3 separate regions of the Homo sapiens genome follow, and all the other regions are linked to region 3. A link is a loop called in an ENCODE intact Hi-C map of the cell type or tissue named here. Cell type or tissue: heart left ventricle. All regions are shown on one strand.

Region 1 (8,000 bases), 120 kb before region 3:
TGGATGACAGCCTCCTTTCCTCTGGATGAGGTTGCAGATCATCTGTAGGTGGAACTTGGATCCTATGTGTCTTATACTTCACCAACAGACACTCTCTTCCATTTTCCTTTTATTCCCACCTGGTGTTGATATTATCTCATTGTATTTAGGTCGTATTTGTTTGGGTTTTTGATTTTTGTGTTTTGTCTCGAATTATGCTTTGATGACACATACTGAGGTTGGACTTTCTAAAGCACCAAACTGTGAAATAAAATGGCCTAAGAGGTGAAAACTGTCCCAGCTGTGCTTCAGATTAGCTGTGCATGTCTCTGGGAAATCTTCATATCTGTTTGGGGTTCATTTTTTCTTCTACAAAAATGGTGGGACACATACATGACCTATCTCTACAGGGCAGGACTTTTGGGAAATAATGCACCTCAGAAGTTATATAAATATAACATATCATCAGCATAATCACTTCAAAGCATGTCATCAATAAGTATTTACTGAAAATATTTATATCTTAACTTATATAGGATGGCATAGTGGTTTTTAATAAAATTGCAAGTGAATATCCTTGACTCTTACTCAAAAAATCTCTCACACAAAAAATGTCCTTGATTTAACACAAAATACAAGATAAGCAGGTGTTGGGCATTTCAACAATGTGAATTCAATGTTATCTTTTATTGTTGAGTATTATAAACAGAACACTGGATTGGAGCAGTGTTTACCTGAAAAAAAATACAGCTGTCTTAGTCTTGAAAGTGAACATTATGGCTTTTTATTTTTTAATTTATGGTAAAACATTGTGAGAGAAATCATAGTTTCTGCTACTTTTAAGTAAGGCCTAGTGTTATATGTCAGTTGATTGATAGATTGATTTTTTCCAATCTTCCCTTTATGTGATAGGGAAGATTCTGCCATATAAGTGTAATTTTTACAAAGGATGAATACCATGAAATATTAAAAACAGCTTAAAAATCTCAATATATATAAAAGAGGAGTTTTGAGGCCGTGATTGCTAAAAATATTAATATAGTTCTTAGATATAGAGGACAAAAAGCATACCTCTTTAAAAGATAATTTTAAAATAATGAATTTTGGGGTAGGACATTTTGTTATTTTTTCTACTTTGCCTAATTAACAACAAAGCTCAGATCTCAGTCTGTCTGGTAGCAATGGTATTTCATCTTATTAGAAAAATCTAAAACTATTAGACAGAGTGGTTGATCTGTCAGCTCTGCAGTCATCAGTGGTCCACAGCTATTGAAAAGGGCATAGCTCCATATGTATGGATGAGGGGTCTCCAAGGTAAATTGTTCAACCTCCAAAATATATTGTTAAGTGAAAAAACAAGGTGTAGGACAGTGTGTACTATATGCTACACATATATATTTTTAAATTCTATATATTTTTTATAAATTCTCCTCTGGAAAGTCTTTCAGGTTGCCTTCAGAGAGTAGGCTGGAGTCCTGTGGTACAAAGGTGACAGTGAGATATTTTACTGTATATCCTTTTGATGCTTTTGAGTTGTCAACAACTGTACAAAAATATTATCTTAAAATTCAGTTTAAAATGACACTGTTAAAAACTACTAAGAAAAGTAATGTATCTGAGAAAAGCAAAAGTAGCGAGAAAAAGAATTTTGTACATTTAAAAATGTGGCTTTGGAGATATCATATCTATCTGTGTATTTTAAACCAGAAGATTTGGGATATTTACACCACCTGAGAGAATGCATTGATCTAAGAAATTTGGGTTCTGGGCCTGAGTGTGCTACTAACCAGCTCTGGGGAAGTCACTCAGACTTCAATTCAGACTTCACCAGGCCTCAATTTTCTGAACTATAAAATGAGAAGAGTGAATAAATTGCCTTCCAACTGGTAAAACCAATAAGTCCAAAATAAGTTATAAAGAAGCATTTTTAAAAGGTTAAATTTATGGTTAAAAAATAAGTGCATTCATGAAAAGAGCAGCCAGCTTGGCTCTCCGTGGGCAAAACAGCACTTGTGCACTCTGAGTACCGCCTCTTGGTAGCAGCATGTTGGAATTGCAGTGAAAATTACCGAGAACAGCCAATTAATCTTGCATGCAAAAATGGAATATCCTGTCTGTCACAATCACTGTAGGGACATTTCTCAACATATGAATATATGGTGGTATCAAAGTCAAAGATAGTCTAAATTCAAGACTATTAAACCATTTGAAAAATTTTTGTTACTGATCTGTAGAAATCTGGCAAGCACAGGTTCTTTATAATTTGTTATAACCTTGGATTGCATGAATTTTAACAGAGGTCAGCAAACTTTTTCCATAAAGCATCAAATAGTAAAGATTTTATGCTTTGTGGCCCCTCAGGTCTCCATTGTAACTACTCAACTCTGCAGTTGTAGCACAAAAGTAGCCATAGACAATATGTAAATGAATGAGGATGGTTATATTCCTGTTCCAGTAAGACTTTATTTATAAGTACAGGTGTTGGACCAGATTTGGCTCATGGATTGTAGTTTGTTGACCTCTCAATTATGATACACTCCTACCCTAAGTTTCTCTTTGCACAGTATTCTAAGTTACCTAATTGCCTGATTCCCGAACGTGGAAATAACATTCTACATTCTACAGCCCCTTACCTTCAATCACTTATTTATGAATAACCTACTTTGCAAATACTACACTTTACCCAATTACCCCGATGCTAACCATATTTTAATTTTATAAGTTGCTTTCCTTGTTTCTCTTCACTCTGGGTTTTTATGTCCTGAAAACAGGCAATGATAGTTGTTTCTCTTGCATTCCCTTGCTTGTGTAACCATTGTTATATAATTTCAATCTTTAGCTGAAAATCTTTTGCTCAAATATCTTTTGTACCTAGGGACTCTTGGTTAGCCTTGTTTAAAATCTTCAGAATATGATTGGCTAACCTCTTATTAAACACATTCTTCCCTTTTTAAAGTGAAACTCAACCACATTGAAAAAGCCACTCTTCTCAAAGAGCAAGTAGGGTCTGACTTAGAATGTGTCTTGGCGAATCATTTGTAAAGATAGAAACTGGTCTTTGAATTTAGTGCATCCCTGGAGAGATCCATGTCTTAGCCAGGAAAATTGGCAACAAGCCTTACCTGAGTTGTAATACCTGGTTCCAGTTCCAGATAATTCCCTCACAACCTCAATCCAGCTCTCCCCCTTGTCCTTTTCCTTGAAGCCCTCCTCAGTCTCTACCTTTTCTCATCTCTCAACATTTCTAAATTCTAAAACTTCACCTGCCGTGGACCAACTTGATGTTGGCAAAGCTCTTCACTTATATGCATGAAGGCTGATAGATTATTGAGATTTACTATATGCTTTAAATTCACTGCTTTTCCTATCCAGCAATTTAGCTGTAGCCCCGGATAAAGGTGATTTGTGTGATCCATCTTGCTTTATGTCTCACTTGACATTCTGCCTTTTTCATGACAGGTTGCTGAATGCTATAAAGCCAGGACTTGTTAAAAAGATCAATAGATTGCCTACCCCCATTGCAGGACTGGTGAGTACGTGGAATTGAGATTTATTTTCCAATATTCCTTTGCTCTAACCTAGGGGTCATGACAGCACCATTTATTACAGTTCTCTCCTGCAATATATATTCCACTTGAATGAGAACGCATTGAATCCATTAAACGAAGAGGTCACTTAAAATGAAAGATTGCAGTCATGCCTAAATGGCATGTTAATCTTTGTTTGTGTTTTTTCCATGAGTGATAAGGACCTTCATTCTCAAAGAGCTAAATTTGTTTTGGTGTGAGAGGCTGATAATTAGGTTGACCCTTGGGGGAGGAATGTGATTTTAATTACGTTTTCTCATTTCAGTTCATCACTGCATTCCCCTAGAATGGAGGGTAGGGGAGGTAGAGAGAAAGAGAATTTTAAGAGAAAACAGTCGTTTTATAATAAATTGCTGCTTTCAATATTATAATCTACTTGGGTTGAAATACCACAATTGTAGGCCAACTATCCTGAAGACATACTGGGGCACTAAGGTGGTCTAACGTCATCTGGAGAACTGTTTAAGCAGAATCCTTGCCCTTCTGAACCTATCCACATAAAATCTAAAACTTACATGTTCATATGTGGTTAGAAGCAGAATATTTTTTTCATGCGTTGATATGTCTTATAATTCTTGGCAACTAATTTTTTAATTGCTTCATCGATGTTGCCTTTGTGTAGAAAAAGGAAAGAAGTAGAAGATGAGGAAGACAATCAAATCTTAGTTTTGGAAGGAATTGGCATATGTGTGTGTGCGTGCACACGCGCGCGCACACACACACACAGAGCAGAGGAAGTATGTAGCTCGGTAATGACTCACTGATTGTTTCCATTGTGATCGCCTTCTGCGCATGTAGTTTTGCAGAAAGCAATGAGAAGAATGTCAAGAATTTAAGCAGGATCCTACGTAGACCTTACTGATTGTTGTTAAAAAGCTTCTTAGCCATATCACGATGACTAATTGAAATTAGATGTGACAAAAAACCAATTGTGTTTGAGAATTGTGGGGGGTCCTTGTGGGAAGGTACATGGTTTCAGCAAGTTGAATGAAATAGATGTTTTCTTTAAGAACTGCTATTTCTGTGGATGCATTTTATTCCCCATATTGGTTGGTAGTGAGCTGGTGATTAGTCGTTAAAAATCTTTCTAATTTTGTTCTTCAGAATCATGTAACCAAATAAGTTAGTTAATATCGAGATAGATACATATATTTGGAAGGAATATATTTGAATAGTTCTATAAAATAAATAATATATAAGTATTATATATCAGTGTATACATATATCAATTATTTTAAAACATTTAGTAAATTCACCTCTTCCAAATGTTAAAGCCAAGGTCTTAATGATCCTGATGAACATCTGTTTGTCCCTAAGCCTATGGCAACTCTGGACCCTGGAGCTCTGGGGTTTAATGTTATAGAAGCAAAATTTGCAGCATAAAACTAAGGAAGGCCCCAGGAAAATCCAGATGAGGAGAAACAAGTCACTCCCAGTCCAGTAGCTAAAGAGAAAAGGCTTTCAAAACCTCAATTTAAAATGGAAATCATAAATAATTTTAGTAAAATTAACTGTTAGGGGCACATGCATTTGTCTTTATATTATTTCCTATCATGGATCAAATGTTGTTTCTCACATATTGCCTCTGTCTTGGAGCATTTGGGCAACTTGATACAAGAAGACAAGGTGACCTCATCTTCTTTCCTTCTATTTATGTTCTTGACTAGTATTCCTCTACTTTCTTTTTTCATTTGGATTTCCTTTTCACTTTGTCCTTGCTATCGCTTTTTTTTTTTTTTTGCCCCTTTCAATGAACACCTCCCCTGCTTACCGTCACCCTGTATCATTTATATTTTCTTAACTAATTTATCATCTTTAGTCCAAAAAAATACTTTCTTAAGTAAAGTCACCTACTAACCCATTCACTAGTGACTCCTGAATCTACAAACCTGGTCAAACTCTTTTCCTTTGCTCCAGTTGCCTTGAGATCAACATTTCCACAAAAACCAGAGCACTTGTGGCCCTGGTGGGAAACAGATCGCCATCCCGCAACCCCCTGTTATGTTCATGTACTTCCACGGTTCTCGCGTCATGCCTGTGCCTCCCTCTCTATGCTCATATTCTTGACTGTGTCCATGACTTCAGCTCTCCATGATATTGACCCAAAGCAGCATTTCTCATCAAGTACTCTCTCCTGAACTCCAGACCTCGTGTTCTGTCTATTGGACAGTTTCATCTCGGTATCCTACTGGCACCTCAAACTTAACATATTCAAATGGGACTTGCATCACCAGTCCTGTGCACCTATTTCCCAATGTAAGTGAAGGCATCATAGACATGCAGTTGCACCAGTTCAGCTATCAAAGAATTTTCCCATTTGTCTACTTGTCTGCATTTCCTTGGCCACTGCCCCAGAGCAGGCCATCCTCATCTCTTGCCTGGACTATAATAGTTGACTCACAGTTCTGCAAACACTCTTCACTCCCATGAATGGTGCCTTTTCTTGTGATATGTGTTATTCATTGAATACTTTCCTCCTGCTCTTCTTGACAAAATTATATTTGTCCATCAAGATCTAACACAGACTAACACATCTTTTAAGTTAAAAAATAAAATAAATTAAATAAAACTAAAGATCTAATGCAAAACAGCCTCCTTTGTGAAACCTTTAGTATTTATAGTCCATTATGATCTTTTATTATAGAATACAGAGAATATCCCCTGGTATAGGAGAAAATGAGTTAATACTCGAGAGAGATAAAAGTAGCTCTGTTCTGAAATATATTTTGGAAAGTAAGATTTTGAATAACTATGGTTAACAGTTTGAAATTAAAGGCCTGCAAGTGGTTTCGTATTCATGTCAAGACACTATGTCTTTAAGTAGTTGGCCATGATCAAACTTACCGATATCTATAATGGGTCCAAATGATGTTAGATGTCCTGGTGATGCACTAAGAAATCACAGCAGTTCTCAGGAAACAATACGACAAATCCACATTAAGGGACATACTGCAAAACAGCTGGCCTGTCCTCTTCACCACTGTCAGCGTCATTAAAAATACTGCCCCGTCCTCGGCCGGGCGTGGTGGTGGCTCACGCCTGTAATCCCAGCACTTTGGGAGGCCGAGGCGGGCGGATCACGATGTCAGGAGATTGCGACCACGGTAAAACTCCGTCTCTACTAAAAATACAAAAAATTAGCCAGGCGCGGTGGTGGGCGCCTGTAGTCCCAGCTACTCAGGAGGCTGAGGCAGGAGAATGGCGTGAACCCGGGAGGCGGAGCTTGCAGTGAGCCAAGATTGCGCCACTGCACTCCAGCCTGGGCGACAGAGCGAGACTCCGTCTCAAAAAAAAAAAAAAAAAAAAAAAAAAACTGCCCCATCCCCAAAAGGCTGGAAAACTGTCGTAGATTAAAGATGACTAAGGAAATATGACAGCCTCATACAGTGCATGATCCTTAGTTGGGAAAACGCAACTATAATAGACATTATTGAGACAATTAGGGAAATTTGAATATAAATTGAGTATTAGATAATAGTATTCTCTCAGTGTTGGATTTCCTGTATGCGATAGCTATCTTTGTGTATATAGGAGAATACTATTGATCTTAGATGGCAAATATATATGCTGGAGTATTTTGAAATGAAATGTCATGTATACAACCAATCCTCAATATGTTTAGCAAAAAAGTCTGGGTACATAATATATAATTTCATATACACATAGAGATAAGAAGGAAGGAAAGGAAGGAAGGAAGGGAGAGAGGAAGAAAGGGAGGAAGGGTGGAAATGTGGCAAAATACTGTCTCTAGATAAAGGGCGTACGGGGGTCATGGTACTATTCTTGCAACCTTTTGGTAGGTTTGAAATTTTTCAATATAAAAAGTTGAGGATTAAAATACATTAATTCTCTTATTTTCAGGGGAGACATAGGAAACCTCAAATAATTAATGGGTTTGAAGATGGCAGAGATCATCTTGTTAGTAGAGATGCAGCCTTTGTGTGAGGGTATTTTTCAAACAATATTTTCTTCTTCCAAATATTCATGACAGTCAGGAAAGGGCAGATAGAAAAATCCCTGAAATACTTCTGAATACATCAGGTTGGTTTTTTCACTTTGTCAGGGGTTGACAGGCCACTGACCGTCTGTTGATCAAGAAGTCCATAGTAGCAGGGGCCATAGAGATCTGAGAAGTGTGGCCAGAGGGTTTTCTATGCCTGGAAGCCATGCCCGTGTGTCTTAATGGGCTAGTGTTGAGAAGCCAATCCATTAAGATGGCCCAGCTGCTTGACTTGAAGATAAATAAAAAAGTGTGTTTTCACATAGCAATATCAAATTATAAACATATGTAGATTTACAAAGGCATGAATAGGTGTATTTTAGCCCCTGAGTTAAGCTGTGGTTACAAAGAATTCAGGGGTGAAGGTGTTAAAACAAAGTAGTTGAAAATCATTTCCTGGCAAGAATGCAAAGACCCTGAATCCGGGTCTGCAT
Region 2 (8,000 bases), 210 kb before region 3:
TTAGTTTTCCATTAACTTTCCAAGAAAATAAATACAGACTGCATTCTCTTGGAGTCACAGTTGACTTCGCAAAGATCTTATTTTATTATGATATGTGTATGTTTTCTTCTCTACTCACATTTTCCCTCACCCATCATCTGTTACATTACATATAGACTGAATCCTCTACACTTTTTAAGTTATAAATCTTTTCTTGTGCTATTATGAGTTTTGGGTGATTACTTCAGCCAGCAATGGATGATTAAGGGCTGAGGGGATTGGTGTTCATACTATAGGAGAAGAAAACAAAAACTTTGATAATTTTAATAATAATGACTAACACCAATTGAATAATGATTCTGTGCCTAGTTCCTAATTGAAGTTTTCTTTTTTCTATGAAATCATAATTAATCTTCTCTCCACTCTGTAAGGCAGCTATGACTATTACTTGCACATTGCAGGTGAAGAAATTTAGGCTAGGATGTTAAATAATTTGTCCAAGGCAGTATACTTAGTAAGATTAGCACTGGAATTTAAATCCGTGATTGTTTGATTTCAAAATTGCTGTTTTTCCCCACTCAGCTCTATAGTACAGATAAATTTGGGTTTAAAATAGGGAGGTTATATTGCTGGCTGATGCGTGTTGTGTGAACACTGTCTGAGTGGATTAATTGTGGCAGCTAAAAATAACAGGGTGTATTGTTGACTTTTTGTACAGTCTAAACTTCTTTTCTGGATGACTTTAAAATATGAGTGTGTTGCTGCTCTTGATTCCTAACAGAGAACTTTAGAGACCTGGAAGCCTGTCCTTTGTGTAACTCTTTACGTATAACGTCAGATTCTGTGGACAGGTGGCCCCTGATCTGCATCCCTAACAGGAGGGTTAGTACTGAGAAGTAAGGGTAAAGATAGAAGCTAGAAAAACAAATAGGCTGTACCTTCCTGTCTGAATTATTCTCTCATTTTTCTCATCCCTGACAACTTTCTCAATAAATTGTCCTAGCAAGTAAATCCATGGGTCTCTATCCTTGTTGGGAATAGCATCATTTGGGCAAAGCTTTGCCATCAATTTTTCATTTAAAAACATTTCCTAAGGTAAACATTAAGGCCTGAATGACAGCTATAGTTTGAGATTTTTACTTTGAATTATGAGGCTTACTTGGCTGGACACCATTTTTCAATGGCAACGATCCTTCCTGTTTTAAAACCTGATTGTTAAAATACAGGACATATGGGAGATCTTAAAAAGATCAAGTTCCAAGTATAATTCTTTTTCAAGTAGGCAGTGGAGTCTGGTGCATAATGTTCCAATCTAGTTTCACGGTCCTTTTGATCAACCCAAAATAAAACTGAACAAGACAGCATCTCTCAAAGGGTTAATACCCTGGAATTTCACACTTAACAATCGGCATTATGTTCTTTGCATTCTTGAGGAATTTTCTCACTGATGTCAAAAGACTTTGGTTTGTTATGCAAGACAGTGGTCCAGTGACTTTGCATATCACATTCTCTTAACATGAGGGAAATCCTTGCATGCTAATTGGAGAAGGAAAAAAGTAGTGCAAGTGGTTCTTTGGCTACAGATGAATTAAATGAGGGAGGGCATTTAGTGAAAAAACAAAGCACAACAAAACCCTTGCAAATGAGCGGGCATTCTTTTGAAATGGCTGCTTACTCTAGTCGTTTTGCGTCTGTCTTACTGCTGTGCTGTGTCACTGTGATTCCAGTTTTGGGGGGGAAACACTTGAATGTATATATGGTTTGTTTTTTATTTTTCTGATTGCTTTAATTACCTATTGCTGTATAAGAAATGACTCCAAACTTAGTGGCTTAAAATAACAACAATTTATTGTTTCTTAAGATTCCATGAGTTGACTAGTTCAATTCTGTTCCATGGGGTGTTGGCTGGTCCCTGTGTTCAGTTGGTGCCGGGGCTGGGCTGGAAGGTCCAAGACATCTTTTCTCACATGTCTGGTACCTCAGTGCTTCTCCACGTGGCCTTTCTACCTGGCAGGTTTGGGCGCCCTCATAGCATGGTGGTTTCAGGGTAGTTGGACTTCCTCAGGTAGCTGGCCTTCAAGGAAAAGAAAGCAGAAGCTGTTAGTCTTCTTTTTTTTTTTTTTTTAAACTTTTAAATTATAAAGCTGTCAGTCTTCTTAAGGCCAAGCTTGAAAGTGGCAGCATGTTACTTCCACCATATCCTGTTGGTCAAAGGAAGCCCTAGAGTCAGTCCAGATTTGAGGGAAGTCGGGGAAATAGACCCCATTTCTGGAAGGGTGGAGTGGCATGTCCCTATAGGAGGAAACGAATTGATGGCCCAAATTGTACAAGTAGAGGGAGGACTGAGGGCAGAGGGGCTCGTCTTAGCTGGTGGGAACACCAAGGGCGGAGGAGAGTTTTGTCCCACTTTCTTTTTAGGGTTCTGGACAGACACTGCTATGTGAGTAACTTCATGCCAGCTTAAAAGGGGTACACTTCCAAGTGACATAAGAGGACAAAATGGTGAGGTCAGGTGGAAGGGGCCCCAGGGCACTCACCAAGGCTCTCTCAGCTCCTGTGTGATGGCAGAAGGAGCCAGATGTTCTGGAATTCTTCCAAGGGAGGTCTCAGAAGGCAGCTGAGTTAAGAGGCAGTGGGCTTAGGCTAGGAACTGGGTGGAGAATGGACCCAGAGCTGGCTGTGGCACCACTGGAGGCCAGCCAGTGGCACTCTAAGGCCCTGGCCACCAGCTGTAGACATCAGCTACAGATGTCCATGGAATATCTAGGGTTGTAGAGCTAGCCGGTTTCACTCCCATGGTCACCAGGCCAGGCAGCAACCCAGACTAGCTGCTTTGCAGCAGAGGGCAGCTAGGATGTAGAGGACAACATGTGATTTGCATTCTCCATCTCTCACATCACCATAATGGAGACACTCTTCCCTCTCCCCATACACCTGGTTACAGTTGGTTTTTGGGGTATTTTTTTCCTGAGACAGTCTTGCTTTGTCACCCAGGCTGGAGTGCAGGGGTGTGATCTTGGCTCACTGCCACCTCCACCTCCCAAGTTCAGGAGATTCTCCTGCCTCAGCCTCCTGAGTAGCTGGGATTACAGGTGCCCACCCCCATGCCCGGCTAACTTTTGTATTTTTAGTAGAGCCAGGGTTTTGCTATGTTGGCCAGGCTGGTCTTGGACTCCTGACCTCAGATGATCCGCCAGTCTTGGCCTCCCAAAGTGCTGGGATTACAGGCGTGAGCCACCATACCCAGCCCTGGATACTGTCTTGATGAACAGAAATCTGAGTGACTGAGCATGGTGTCTAAAAAGACTGAACCTAAAGGAACTGTTTAATTTATTGCATAGGAGTAAATATTTGCCAGACTTTTCTACAGTTGGGTCTCCCTTTTTCCAATAGTCTGAATAAAGTCTTCCTATGGATGTTAATATCTTAATCCTTAGAGCCTCTGGCTATATTATCTTATATGGAAAATGAGACTTTGCAGATATGGTTAAATCAAGGATCCTGAGATGGGGAGATTATCCTAGGTTATCTCAGTGGACCCTATGTTATCACAAAAGTCCTCATAAGAGGGGGACTGGACATCAGAAGCAGAAAAAGAGGAGATTATCCAATGTTATCCCAGTGGACCCTATGTTACCACAGAAGTCCTTATAAGAGGGAGACTGGATATCAGAAACAGAAAACGGAGAGATGATGATGGAACCAGGTATTGGAGTGATGCATTTCGACGATGAAGAAGGGACCATGAGCAAAGGAAAACAGGTGGCCTCTAGAAGCTGGAAAGGGCATGGAAAGCCTCCTGTTCCCCGTGCCGAAGCCTCCAGAAGGAAGGCAGCCCTGCCAACATCTGGACATTAAATTTCCTACCCCTAGAACTGTAAGAGTCAATTTGTATGGTTTTAAGCCACTAAACTTAATGTGGTAACTTGTTAGAGCAGCCACAGGAAACTAATACACCCTTCTTGTCCTAAACCAGTCACTTAGAAACATTGAAGCTACAATTTCTTTGCTCATTTGAGTGCAGAATAAAGCTAATAGAGTTCTATTTTATTTTTTCTCCCATTCATTTTCCTAGTAAGATATTATTTCTGACTATTTGATGAGCAAGAACATTGAGGGGTAAGGAGTGAAGTTCAGTAACTTTGCCCAGGTTGAATGGTTAATGATTGAGCAGGATTAATCTAAGCTGCAGAGACACTGTCTGGGAACATCATGCAAGATCAGGGTCTCATATAAAAATGTATTAAGTAGAAGTTTATATACAGAGTAAGCTTTCGGTATCTCAAAAATCTTATTTCTGAAGTCCTATATTGTAGCAACTTATTGACATGATGATTCCTATAATAGAAATAATAAAACAGTTGCCACTACGTGACTCAAATTGTCCCCTCCTTATTTTGAAGACTTCACTCAGCTTCTCAAGAAATAACCAGTGTACCATATTTGTTCCACTTTCAATGATACAGGCACTTTTCAATTCATTTATTACTTTTGTAAAGTTTAGTTCTAATAAAGCTCATAGAGCCATAAGAAAATCTCTTTAAACCTTGTTTTTCTATTAAAAAAATACATTCTGGGTTGTAAATTAGGAGGCCAGGAATTCTTGTTCCCTCTTTGGAGGTGATTGTGGTGGTGGTTTGAGCTGTCTCCTTGCCTAGATCTAGGTACCTGGACTCCACAACTATTCACTGTTCGCACTTCTCCGCCTGTGTAGAGATGGCATGACATTTGTCTGAACATGAGTATACCTCCAGTTTACCTCTCCTTGAGCTTTTCTGACTTAGAAAAGTGAGCAGTTGCCCCCACCGAAGGGTCTGGGGTTGCAGACTTACTTAGGGTCTGCTCATGGGTCTGGGGCATTAAAAAATAATGTCCATATGTTGGGGACAGCTTGTATTAAGAATAATCTTTGTGAGCCAGTTAATGCTGTGAGAGATTTTTTCCTGACATTGTCATTGTGCTATTTGCAGCACAAGTTCCAACAAAACAACTTTTCCATTTTATCATCGGGATTGTAGAAGCAGCATGTAAAGTGATTAAAATAATGGCACCAGGGCAATCTGTGTGACAGATGCTGTCAGGACTGGAGACAGAATGCAGAAATTTCCAAATTTCTGTGTGTACTCTTTGGTCCTTCCCAAGGAGCCTTCGTGTGTGTTTCAGTCCTTGTGGAGGATGGGAAACTAGGATTTTGTCAGCGTCTGGGTATATATTGGAAGTATGGAGCTGGTTGAAAAAAAAAATTTGCGAAGGAGATATAAAGCAGAAAATTAGGGTAAAAACACATGGTTTTTGTCTGGTCTTTTGCATTTCCTGTGTGAAAGGTGAATCCTTGAATCTGAAAATGAAAGCCATCTCCAATGTCTCCTAGGTAATATGTCAAATACTGTCACGGACCTCAGATCCCTTTCATTGCACTCTTTGTTATTTCTGAATGTGAGCTTGACACACAAATCTTCTTTTAAGAAGGCTTTCCAGAAGGCCTACTGTAGCTGTGTGCATGCTTTAAAATAAAAGTAAATCCCTTTCTCACTTAAACAAAACAAAACAAAACACCAACCTATTTGTGTCCATGAAAAATATCTTTGCATGTCTAGACAGTAGTGCTGATCGGCTGCCTTTTGTAAGGAAGGGATACAGAAAAACTATTATTCTCCCCAGAAACCTTGTAAGGTCCTACGTGACCCAAGTGACCTCTCACTCAACTAGTGAAACAGGAGCCAGAAGTGTGCAAGGAGCCTGAGCTGGAGCTTGATGCTGATGTTATAAATCAGCCTTGGCATTACTGGGCTTTCCTGTTTTTAGCCAGCAGTCCTTGGGGACTGTTGCTGATTGAGAGTGAGAAAGATTTCTGAACCATTGTAAGTGGTGACACTGACATATCATTAGGCTTCCACCCAGATGGCATTTGTAACAGATAGAAAGGAAACTGTAGTGGAATTAACTTAAAGAGGAAAGAATTAAAGCACAATTTTACAGGCATACGTAGCATGGGAAGGATCCAAAGGGAACTTTTATTTGCTGTCTGCTTTTGCTAGATACTGTGCTTGGTGTGTTGTAGGTGGACTTCAAAATAATGAGAAAAGGTTTTTGTTTTTCATTTACAGAGTGGCCAGGAGGGCCCTATGCCTGCTAGTTGAAGTTATCTGTGTTTACCTCTCTGTTTCATGTAAATTCAATTTTTTCCCTCTTCTTCTCCTGGGCATCTTCTTTTTTGTTTTTTTTCTTTTGGTTTGTTTATGACTGTAAGTCATTAAAGCAGTTCCCAAAAACTGTTCTTAGGTCTTTAGCTGTTGTTGGATGCAGTTGAGAATTTTTTGCTTTCACAATGGCCCAAAGTAAATTGTCACATGTGGTTTAAGTCTGGACCCTGCAGTGACCACTGGATTATCATATCCATATCCATTCCATGATGCACTGAATTTGTTACTAAAATATCTTCTACCTGGAATATGAGAAAGTGCTGGGGGCATTCATTGTTTTATTGCAGGATAGCTGTTTTCCCCAATCAGCTACCTTTTTTTTTCTACATAGCTGTGGAACAAACCACATCCAAAGCATATTCAAGTGTGTGATTGACCCTCATATTGAACAGATATTAAAATTGCCCATTTCATGGCATGAGGAAGCTGCTCATTGAACAGAGATGTACCCTCCATCATCCATATCTGCAAAGATGAGAGAATGGAGGTTCAGAGAAGTAAAGGAACTTGTTCAGGCCACATCGTCAGGTGAGTAGTGGAGCAAAGACTCATACCTGGTCCTGTCTGATTACAGTGCTTGTGCCTTTTAATTTTTCTTTTCTTTTCTTTTTTTTTTTTTGAGACAGAGTCTTGCTCTGTTGCCCAGGCTGGACATAATCTCGGCTCACTGCAGCCTCCATTTCCCAGGTTCAAGCAATTCTCCTGCCTCAGCCTCCCGCCACGACACCTGGCTAATTTTTGTATTTTTAGTAGAGACAGGGTTTCACTGTGTTGGCCAGGCTGATCTTGAACTCCTGGCCTCAAGCGATCTACCCGCCTCGGCCTCCCAAAGTGCTGGGATTACCAGCGTGAGCCACTGCGCCTGGCTGGCTTGTGCCTTTTTATTACAGAGCTTTTCAAACTTCTGCAGTGAAGGACTATTTTTTTTTTTTGTTTTGCTTTTGTTTTTTAAATTTCCAATCCGCTGTAATACAGGGCTGACTGCACAGGATCAGCATGCTGCTTGCATCACATGCACCTCGCCCAGGCCAGTTGGCCAACACCTAAACAGATTTACATCTTGCTCAGCAAGATGAGTCCTGCCATCACATGGCTTGGATGTGGTGGCGATGGCCAGACTGCTGTAAATGTGGATTATCAATCCTGTAATGTACAATGCCATGGACCAGCAGTGATCAATTCACAGATCATGCTTGAAATAATGCTGCTTTGGTTTAAGGGTGAGGGGAGCATCTGTCAGGGAAAAGCCAGACTCCTTTGACTAAAGAGAAGCATTGGGAGTGCAGTTGGGAGGCTAGGAATAGAATATGTGGAAGATGTACCCTTCAGCGTGCAGATGGTGTGGTTTTCTTATTCTCTCCAGGACAAACTTGAATTCCAGCAAGTCATGTTCTGATTCAGTACATGCAGATTTTTGTTCTGAAGTCAGATGGGGACATAATTGCAGTGTCCACTATAGGAAAAACACCAAGTGATTTCTAATACCTACAACAAGCACAATTTGCCTGGTAGAAAGGGGCTCAAAAAGGGGAGGGCAGGCCAGCGCCGTGGCTCATGCCTGTAATCCCACTTTGGAAGGCCAAGGTGCATGGATCGCTTGAGCCCAGGAGTTTGAGACCAGCCTGGGCAACATGGTGAAACCCCCATCTCTATAAAAAATACAGGAATTAGCTGGGTGTGGTGGTGTGTGCCTGTTGTCCCAGCTCAGGAAGCTGAAGTTGGAGGATTGTGTGAGCCCTGGAGGTCAAGGCTGCAGTGAGTTGTGATTGTGCCATTGCACTGCAGCCTGGATGACAGAGCAAGACCCTGTCTCATTAA
Region 3 (8,000 bases):
GGATTAGTCCAAGTCACATTAATATTCTGGAAGCTGGCCATCTCCAGGATCCCATATCCGCCAACCCCCATCCCCAGACACACACCTCTTCATTTGGGAGGCCAAGTCTAACCTGAACTAGGGAACATGTTCTGAATGACAACTCAGCCCATTTTCTTTCTAGTATTATCAATTCTCAACTTCTTAATTTTTTTTTGAAAATGGCATAAATATATCACTCATAGGTTTGTTATTTCTTTTTTGGCCAGTTTGCTGATATTTCTTAAAAAAAAAAAATCTTGAGAAAAAAAATCATACAGGTTGAGCCTGCCTTATAGAAAATGTTTGGAATGAGAAGTGTTTCAGATTTTGAACTTTTTTAGATTTTGGAATATTTGCATATACATAGTGAAGTATCTTGAGGATGGAACCCAAGTCTAAACATGAAATTCATTTATGTTCCATATATACCTTATACATATAGACTGGAGGTGATTTTATACAATAGTTTAAATAATTTTGTGCATGAAACAAAGTTTTGGCTGCACCCCATCACACAAGGTCAGGTGTGGAATTCTCCACTTGTGGGGTCATGTCAGCATTCAAAGAGTTTTGGAGTTTGGAGCATTTCAGATTTCAGATTTTTGGATTAGGGATGTTCAACCATGTACTTCCTGGTACATGAAAGGGCAAACGAGTTTCTCCTTTTATTTAACTAACTGGCTTCTGGCCACATTTGGGCTGAGCTAGTTAGAGCTTCACAGTGGGAGTAGAGATGGGAACGCAGGACAGACAAAGGTAATTCTTAAGGTCTGCTCTCATTTTCTCCATGCCCATTGGGTGAGATAATCAAATCCCAGATCCTGGAGAAGGCTGCCATTTTCTTCTTGGGGTCCCAGAAGAAAACCTGGATCTATGGCCACCCATAGTGGCCTAAACCAAAATTCTGACCTGTAGATATTATAGATGGCAGAGTTGAATGAAGGGACCTCTTTTCTCTCCCATAATCTACAAACTACTTAGTGGGATGGTAAGAGGGTCCCAGCTCAGAGAGGTTTAAGTCTTCTAAGATCTTAGCAAAGATTATAAATCACCTTAAAAGATGAACTGACTAGATTGAATATTTTAAAAGTAAGATTTTTTTTTTTTAAACTGTGAGAGGAAGAATGGGACGAATTTTTGTGTCTTTCTGGAAGGCCTGCTTAAGTGAATTTTGATCCATGAAGTTTAAAAGCATGGGTTAGACTTTTCTACCTAATCCTGCAAATTTCTTAATCTTTCTTAGATACCATTAATCAATAGTCTAAAATAGATGAAAAATCACAGCCCTTCTCCTCTATCGAGGACTACAGTTTCTTTCTTTTTCTTTTCTTTCATTCTTTATTTTATTTTATTTTTTTGAGATAGAGTCTCGCTCTGTCACCCAGGCTGGAGTGCAGTGATGTAATCTCAGCTCACTGCAACTTCTGCCTCCCAGGTTCAAGCCATCCTCCTGCCTCAACCTCCCTAGTAGCTGGGACTATAGGCGTGTGCTAGCATGCCTAATTTTTTTTCTTTTTTCTTTTTTTTTTTTTGTATTTTTAGTAGAGAAGGGGTTTCACCATGTTGGCCAGGCTGGTCTTGAATTCCTGACCTCAAGTGATCTGCCCACCTTGGCCTCCCAGAGTGCTGGGATTACAGGCGTGAGCCACCACACCTGGCCCAGCTTATTTTTTCTAGAAGCCACAGCTGCTGAAATCAACATTCTCCACTGAATACATGGAGGCAGCATTATGCAATGGCTTGTCATATCCATGCTAATAGAAACCTCAGCTAAGAGTCCTTCTGTGCAGCCAGATTATTAGAATACTCTTGGGGAAGACAGGTTACAAGTACAGTTTTTCAGTTTAGTTCTCTTAGACTTAAATTGTCCAACATCTGGAGAGCAGAGAGAGGCACTCACACATTTATACACATTCCTTTTGAGTGGATTGAAGGGAAGGTGGGCAGCCATTGCTTTGGGGGTCATCTTCCAGACAGCTGCCTGCTAGGGAGCCCTTTGCATTCGGCGATGCTGCTGCTGTTCATTGTCTGGCCATGGGAGTAACAATTTTGGACATCATTGATGATGTCTGGAATTCTTTGGTGTCTAAGTGCATGGTAGTTTTTTTTTTCTTTGTGTTAGGCTGGTTTCAAAAATGGACTGTCACCATATTTTGTTGCTAGCACTTAACAGTGAGCTTTTAAGAGCCCTCTATGTCTTGAATTTTGGGCTCCATAGCCCACTTGTCCCAAAGTGAGTCATTTCTTTGAAAGAAAAATAAAAGGAGGAGGATTTTGCTTTGGTTTCTATTTCTGTTTTCATCTTGCTGCTTCAGCTTTTGCTGTAACAAAGGTTTATGTAAGCATCACAAAAAAGGCCCTATGGTCTTGCACAACATTTAATAAGCTCCTATAAAACATATAAATTATATGTATGCACAGTCTAAGAGTTTTTTAAAGACTGATTTCCCTTGCATTTTTCTTTTAAAAGAGATATTCAGAGTTATCCTGACAAAAATTAAATGACTGTGTGCATATTAGAATACAAAATATATACCTAATTTATGTGTTTTACTCCTTACTCTTGTTATAAAATGCCTTGTTTTCTTGATTCCAAGATGCCATCAACTGCACTATCAATTACAGCAGTTTTACAAGAAATAAAAAGAAATGATTACAATGAACATATACATCAGCCATCCATAGTTGTCAGATGCATCTAAAATTCAATAAAATAAAATAAGAAAAAGTGAGTGTCTTAAACTTAAGGCCAAATGATATTTTTTTGGAAATGGAGAAATTGCCTCCATTCACATAGGAAGCCTTTAAGCCAGCTTTCTACACAAAGAAGCATTTAACGTAATACAGTTTTACTTCATGGAACACCGCCCTCTTTCCCCACAAATTCTACCCAGGTTATACCTTTTAATTATCTTAATTTTATTTTTTAAATGCATTTCCAAGTGAGAGGAGCCTGGGGCTTCAAATACCATTTTTCTAGCTCTTCTTTAAACCTATTTTGGCACCTACATATAAAATGATATTGACCCGATTCAGTGACATCACTGAAGACAAAGACGGTCACATTTTGGCGTTTGCGGCAAAAGGAGGCGGTGGGGTGCCAGCACGCCCACCGCCCGCCCAGGGCCAGAACACACCGCCAGTCACGCGCTGTGCGCAGCCCGGGAAGGGGGCAGTTTTCCAAGCCCGGTAGCGCCCCCACGCGGCAGGACGCCCAGGCGCGCGGAGACGCGACGGGCGCTGATCGCGGTCCCTCTTGTGTTCGCTCTCTCCACACTCAGGAGCACCAGCATGTTTGACATGCGGTGTGAGGAGGAGGCCGCGGTGCAGCCGCACAGCAGGGCCCGCCAGGAGCAGCTGCAGCTGATAAATAACCAGCTGAGGGAAGAGGACGACAAATGGCAAGATGTGAGTTGTGGCCAAGGCGCGCGGGCAGCGGGGAGGCTTCTGGCAGCAGAAAATCCAGCCGGGTGGGTAGACGTGGACTTGAAAGCCATGCGGGGAAAGGGAGCCCCTAGAGGGTTTCAAAAGGTGACACGGTAAATGTGGGACTCAAAGGAAGGTGAGTAGCAGCGTGAAGGTATGGAGTGATGGCCCAGACATGTAATCAGCAAACACCCTGGCCAGAAGCTTGGTCACAAAAGAGGGGAGGGGAGGCAGGAAACTGGGATGGGTTGTAGAATTGAGGCTGCACTATCTTCTGAGGTTATATATTTCAAATTGATCATGATGATGATGGTAGTAACGATAACAATGACCAACATCAAATGTGTACCAGTACCAGGCATTGTTCTAAGTACTTTGCATGCATTCATTTAATCCTCTTAGTAACTCAATGAACTAGCAACTCTTATTGTCCTCGATTCCACAGACGAATCCCAGCACAGCTGTCACTTGCTGAACGTCACATAGCTAGCGAGTGGGGGAGCCAGGATTAGAACCAGGGAAGGAAGGCTAAAGAGGCTGATGAGGGCTTTGAGATTGTGTGCTGAGAGCCAAAGCGGGGAGAGAGGAGGGAGAGTGGATTATTTCATTTAATTCTCACAAAGCACTCTGGAGGTAGCTATTGCAAACTTGACTCCACCTTTAGTTTAAAAAGTTAACTTCTCCAAAGTTCATAAAATATAGTAACAATTATGTCTAAAGTATCTTGAGCACTTACTATGTGCCTGGCACCTTACGTCTATTTTCACATTTAACCCTGCAAGCTTGTAAGAATAGGTGCTATTATCATCATTTTAGAGAGGAGGAAATGGAGGCACAGGGAGACTAAGAAACATGCCTGAGATTCCAAAGCATGGAAAAGACAGAGCTGGGATTATTTCCCACAGCTGCAACCCCAACCATCTGCCTCCAGAATCCTCACTCTTCATCATTATGCTATAACTACCTGTAGGATTGTGGTGAGGTTGTTGTAAGGATCAGATGAATTAATACATATAGAATCACCAGATCTAAAGACTCCAAAACAGTTTTTTTTCTGCCTTGACTGCCTTCCATGTGGAAACTGTAAATGAATCCCTACTATTCTATTGTCAGCAAATCTGTTCACAATGCAGAGGTTATAAATAGGAAGGAATGAAGTTTCTTACAGTTACCTTGTGAGGCAATTCTCTGAAATTTGGCAACTGACATGAAATGTGATTGCATATTTCACACTGCCATATTTAAATAAATGTGCAGCCCTGCTATGGATACTGTAGATAATATCTGGATGTTTCTGCCTTTGAGGCATTCCAGTTCCAACCAGACTTACATTGGATTGTGTGGGAATGCACACGATGTTATAGTGCCTGGGCCCATAGTCAGTTCTCTAAAGAGTAGAAATGACTAAACTCTGAAGAATAGAAATGGAATTATGCACAAGTCTGAAGAAGAATATTATATCTTTCTTTCCCTGCCAGGACCTGGCTCGTTGGAAGAGTCGTAGAAGAAGTGTTTCTCAGGACTTAATCAAGAAAGAGGAAGAAAGGAAAAAAATGGAGAAGTTACTGGCTGGAGAAGATGGGACAAGTGAACGAAGGAAAAGCATCAAAACCTACAGAGAAATTGTTCAAGAAAAGTGAGTTCTTTCTGTTGTCGTTTTTAATGTACAATATTATCTAGGTGTTTTTTTTTTCTAAAAATTATTGGCTGTCACAAAGGTTCTGATAGTAACATTTTATATTCCCTGTACTATCTCTTCAGTGCTACCTTCGTTTCTACCAAGGTCTTCTTTGCAATTTTCATTAGTTGACTTTGTTATTGCTTCTCCCATGTCCTTTAGAGAGCGGAGAGAGAGAGAGCTGCATGAAGCATATAAGAACGCTCGGTCCCAGGAGGAGGCAGAGGGGATCCTTCAACAGTACATTGAGAGGTTCACCATCAGTGAGGCTGTTCTCGAACGCTTGGAGATGCCAAAAATTCTGGAAAGAAGCCATTCAACAGAGCCAAATTTATCCTCCTTCCTGAATGACCCCAATCCCATGAAATACCTGCGGCAACAGTCACTGCCTCCACCCAAATTCACTGCCACTGTTGAAACCACCATTGCTCGTGCCAGTGTTCTGGATACCAGCATGTCAGCAGGCAGTGGGTCTCCAAGCAAAACTGTCACTCCCAAAGCAGTGCCTATGCTGACACCCAAGCCTTACTCCCAGCCCAAAAATTCTCAAGATGTTCTGAAGACCTTTAAGGTAGGACAAGTTCCTTAAGAGTAGAACCAAAGCTGAACTCCAGGGAGTGGATGGAAAGAAGCATCATGACTCAAGAAAATGTCATTCTTTTTACCATACAAAAGAAAAATGTGTTGACATTTACAGCTGTGAAAGTCATAGGTCTCTGGAGATTTGGTTTGTAAATGCTTCAGGGACAGCTGTTTCCCTCAATTGCTGTTGTTAATACAGATGGACTCCTATAAGACTGATAGTGGAGTCGTCTCCATGAGCAAGGTCTATTTTCTAGTTTGATATAATGGCATGATTTCTCTGTACTAGTGGTAAAAACCCTAATTTAGTAATACCCTAGTATTTCTAGGTATCAGGAGGTATGGCAGACTCCTCAAAACAAAATTTTATTTGCTTTTGGTTCAAATAGAAGTATATGCAGCTACCTCTCTTTTAGGAAGAAATTGGCATTCAGCATCCATTTGACATTGTAGCATCCAAAAAGATTTTACAATTGATAAAAATACAAGGAACACATGGGAACATGGGACATACTTGGTCCTCAAATGAGACAGGTTTTTTAAACAAGTGGAAAGAAACTGGGTTGTTTTGCTAATGAGTGTGTAAAATAGTGTTCCAGACTGAAGAACTTGTGGAAACCAAACATCTTTTCGCTTCCTCAAATTCAAGTACTTTCTCTTATATCAGGAGGAAGCACTCATCCTTTGTCTTAAGTTCTTTTGACTTGTAAAGAAAAATCAGTTCCCCTTGTCCTTGCACTCAATGAGTTTGTAATAAACAGAGGTGGAATGCATCACTTGGAGATGTGACCATTAGATAGAAAAGTTTTCGTAACTGATTGAGCAGTGTGATGCCACGTAGCTTCCTTGCTGTATTTCAAAGAGAACAAAACCACACTTTCTGACTTTTGCTGAAATAACTCTGAATGTATCTCAAAAATCTCTATCTTAGGCTTTGATAGAACAAAAATGTCCAGACTGTCTCATCTGGATCACATTGAGCTGTTTGTCCCCTTATAAGGGCAGGGGCCATGTCTCTGTCATTCATGGCTTCATCCTGAGAGCCTGGCACAGGTGCCCAGGACAGAGTAGGCACTCAGCAAGTGCTCCTTAAATAAATAAGTGAATTTTTCCTGAGAAGATGAGCTACTAATCATATGGACTCACACACACACAGATAGACACACACATGCTCATGTGTGCTCAGTGGTCCACCTAAGTGTTTCAGAAGCTTTCCTTCACCTAGGGCCTATGATAATGAATGGCTATGGTATTTCCTGAAGGAAGATTCTATGTTGAGGTGGCCCAGAATAGGATAGAGAATACATTTATTTAACTGGATTTCCAAGGCATCTGACCAAACATTCTAGATGTCCACTTTCCCTCCTTTATCTAAATAGTGCAAAGTGATCGTTTAAACAGAAGGATTAGCATAAATGATTTTATGGCAGAACTTCAGCTCTGAGAAAACTCTGTTCTTCACCATGGCGGCAAAGTGGAGCAAGGTGGTATGGCGGCCTCAGGAAGCACTTCCATGGAGGGGGTTATTAGAGAATTTGAGCAGAGGCCCTCTTAGAGCTGGAGATTACTCCTCATCACTCACTAGTGGGGGTCCCCTGCCTCATTGTAGGCCTCACTGGCTAGTATTTCTACTGATGGCCTACAGTTCCATTACTGAGTGCATGGACAGCAACTTTGGTCAAAGGTCAAAGTAACATGCAAATCAGACCGTTGTTACCAGCTAATAATGCCAGGACAGAAGCTAAGGGGTAGGGGTGTGTGTGTGTGTGTGTGTGTGTGTGTGTGTGTGTGTGTGTCTTCTTGGAGGGCAGGGCAGGGAATACAGGCCCCGTTGTTTTTCCAGTACAACAGAATTAAGAATAAAGGAAGATCAAGAGAAATAGTTTAAGGCAGTGTTTTTCAAACTGAAAGTTACCACCCGTTGCTAGGTTATAAAATCAGTTTAGTGGTTTGAAGCCAATATAAAAAAAAAAGAACTAGAATAGAATATAATAAAAAAACATAGTGTGTCACACAATGAAGGCAAAATTGCTTGGGGCAACTTCTGTTTCAGTTATATTTATGTGTGTGTGTGTGTGCTGAGTTGTGATTTAAATTTCTTTTTATGGGTAACAAATAATAGAGTAAAAAGACCAGTGGCTTAAGGTAAATAAACTATAACTAATATCCAGCCTTCCATTATTTCTTTTAAAAGATTTTAAAAGGCCTAATGAGGCTGGGCGAGGTGGCTCACACCTGTAATGCCAGCACTTTGGGAGGCCGAGGCAGGCAGATCACTTGAGACCAGGAGTTC

What was found. Hi-C counts contacts between places; a loop is a spot of excess contacts. Peaks named below come from ENCODE experiments on the same cell type or tissue, not always from the same donor. Only the 100,000 strongest peaks of a DNase experiment are listed, where the experiment ranks them.
Region 1: it touches region 3 in a loop (2.2-fold over the local background); 11 of 110 quality-filtered maps call a loop at or near these places.
Region 2: it touches region 3 in a loop (2.1-fold over the local background); 9 of 110 quality-filtered maps call a loop at or near these places.

What each region holds. Positions count from the first base shown.
Region 1 is chr4:41,520,971-41,528,970 of GRCh38, forward strand. It overlaps a transcript of LIMCH1 not described here. Among named protein-coding and RNA genes, the nearest start is that of LIMCH1, 13 kb to the right of the region's middle. RefSeq lists an enhancer at 4,073-4,672. In heart left ventricle, no CTCF peak of the experiment used is centred here; no DNase peak of the experiment used is centred here.
Region 2 is chr4:41,431,589-41,439,588 of GRCh38, forward strand. It overlaps a transcript of LIMCH1 not described here. Among named protein-coding and RNA genes, the nearest start is that of LIMCH1, 100 kb to the right of the region's middle. RefSeq lists enhancers at 999-1,701, 1,702-2,405. In heart left ventricle, no CTCF peak of the experiment used is centred here; no DNase peak of the experiment used is centred here; H3K4me3 peaks cover 695 bases; H3K27ac peaks cover 7,998 bases.
Region 3 is chr4:41,641,198-41,649,197 of GRCh38, forward strand. LIMCH1 (LIM and calponin homology domains 1) reads left to right here. Exons shown (of 32, transcript NM_001330672.2): 15 at 3,303-3,429; 16 at 4,926-5,083; 17 at 5,288-5,696. Among named protein-coding and RNA genes, the nearest start is that of LIMCH1-AS1, 48 kb to the right of the region's middle. In heart left ventricle, CTCF peaks have their summits at 3,240 (motif pointing left) and 3,448; a DNase peak (open chromatin) is centred at 3,204; H3K4me3 peaks cover 427 bases; H3K27ac peaks cover 591 bases.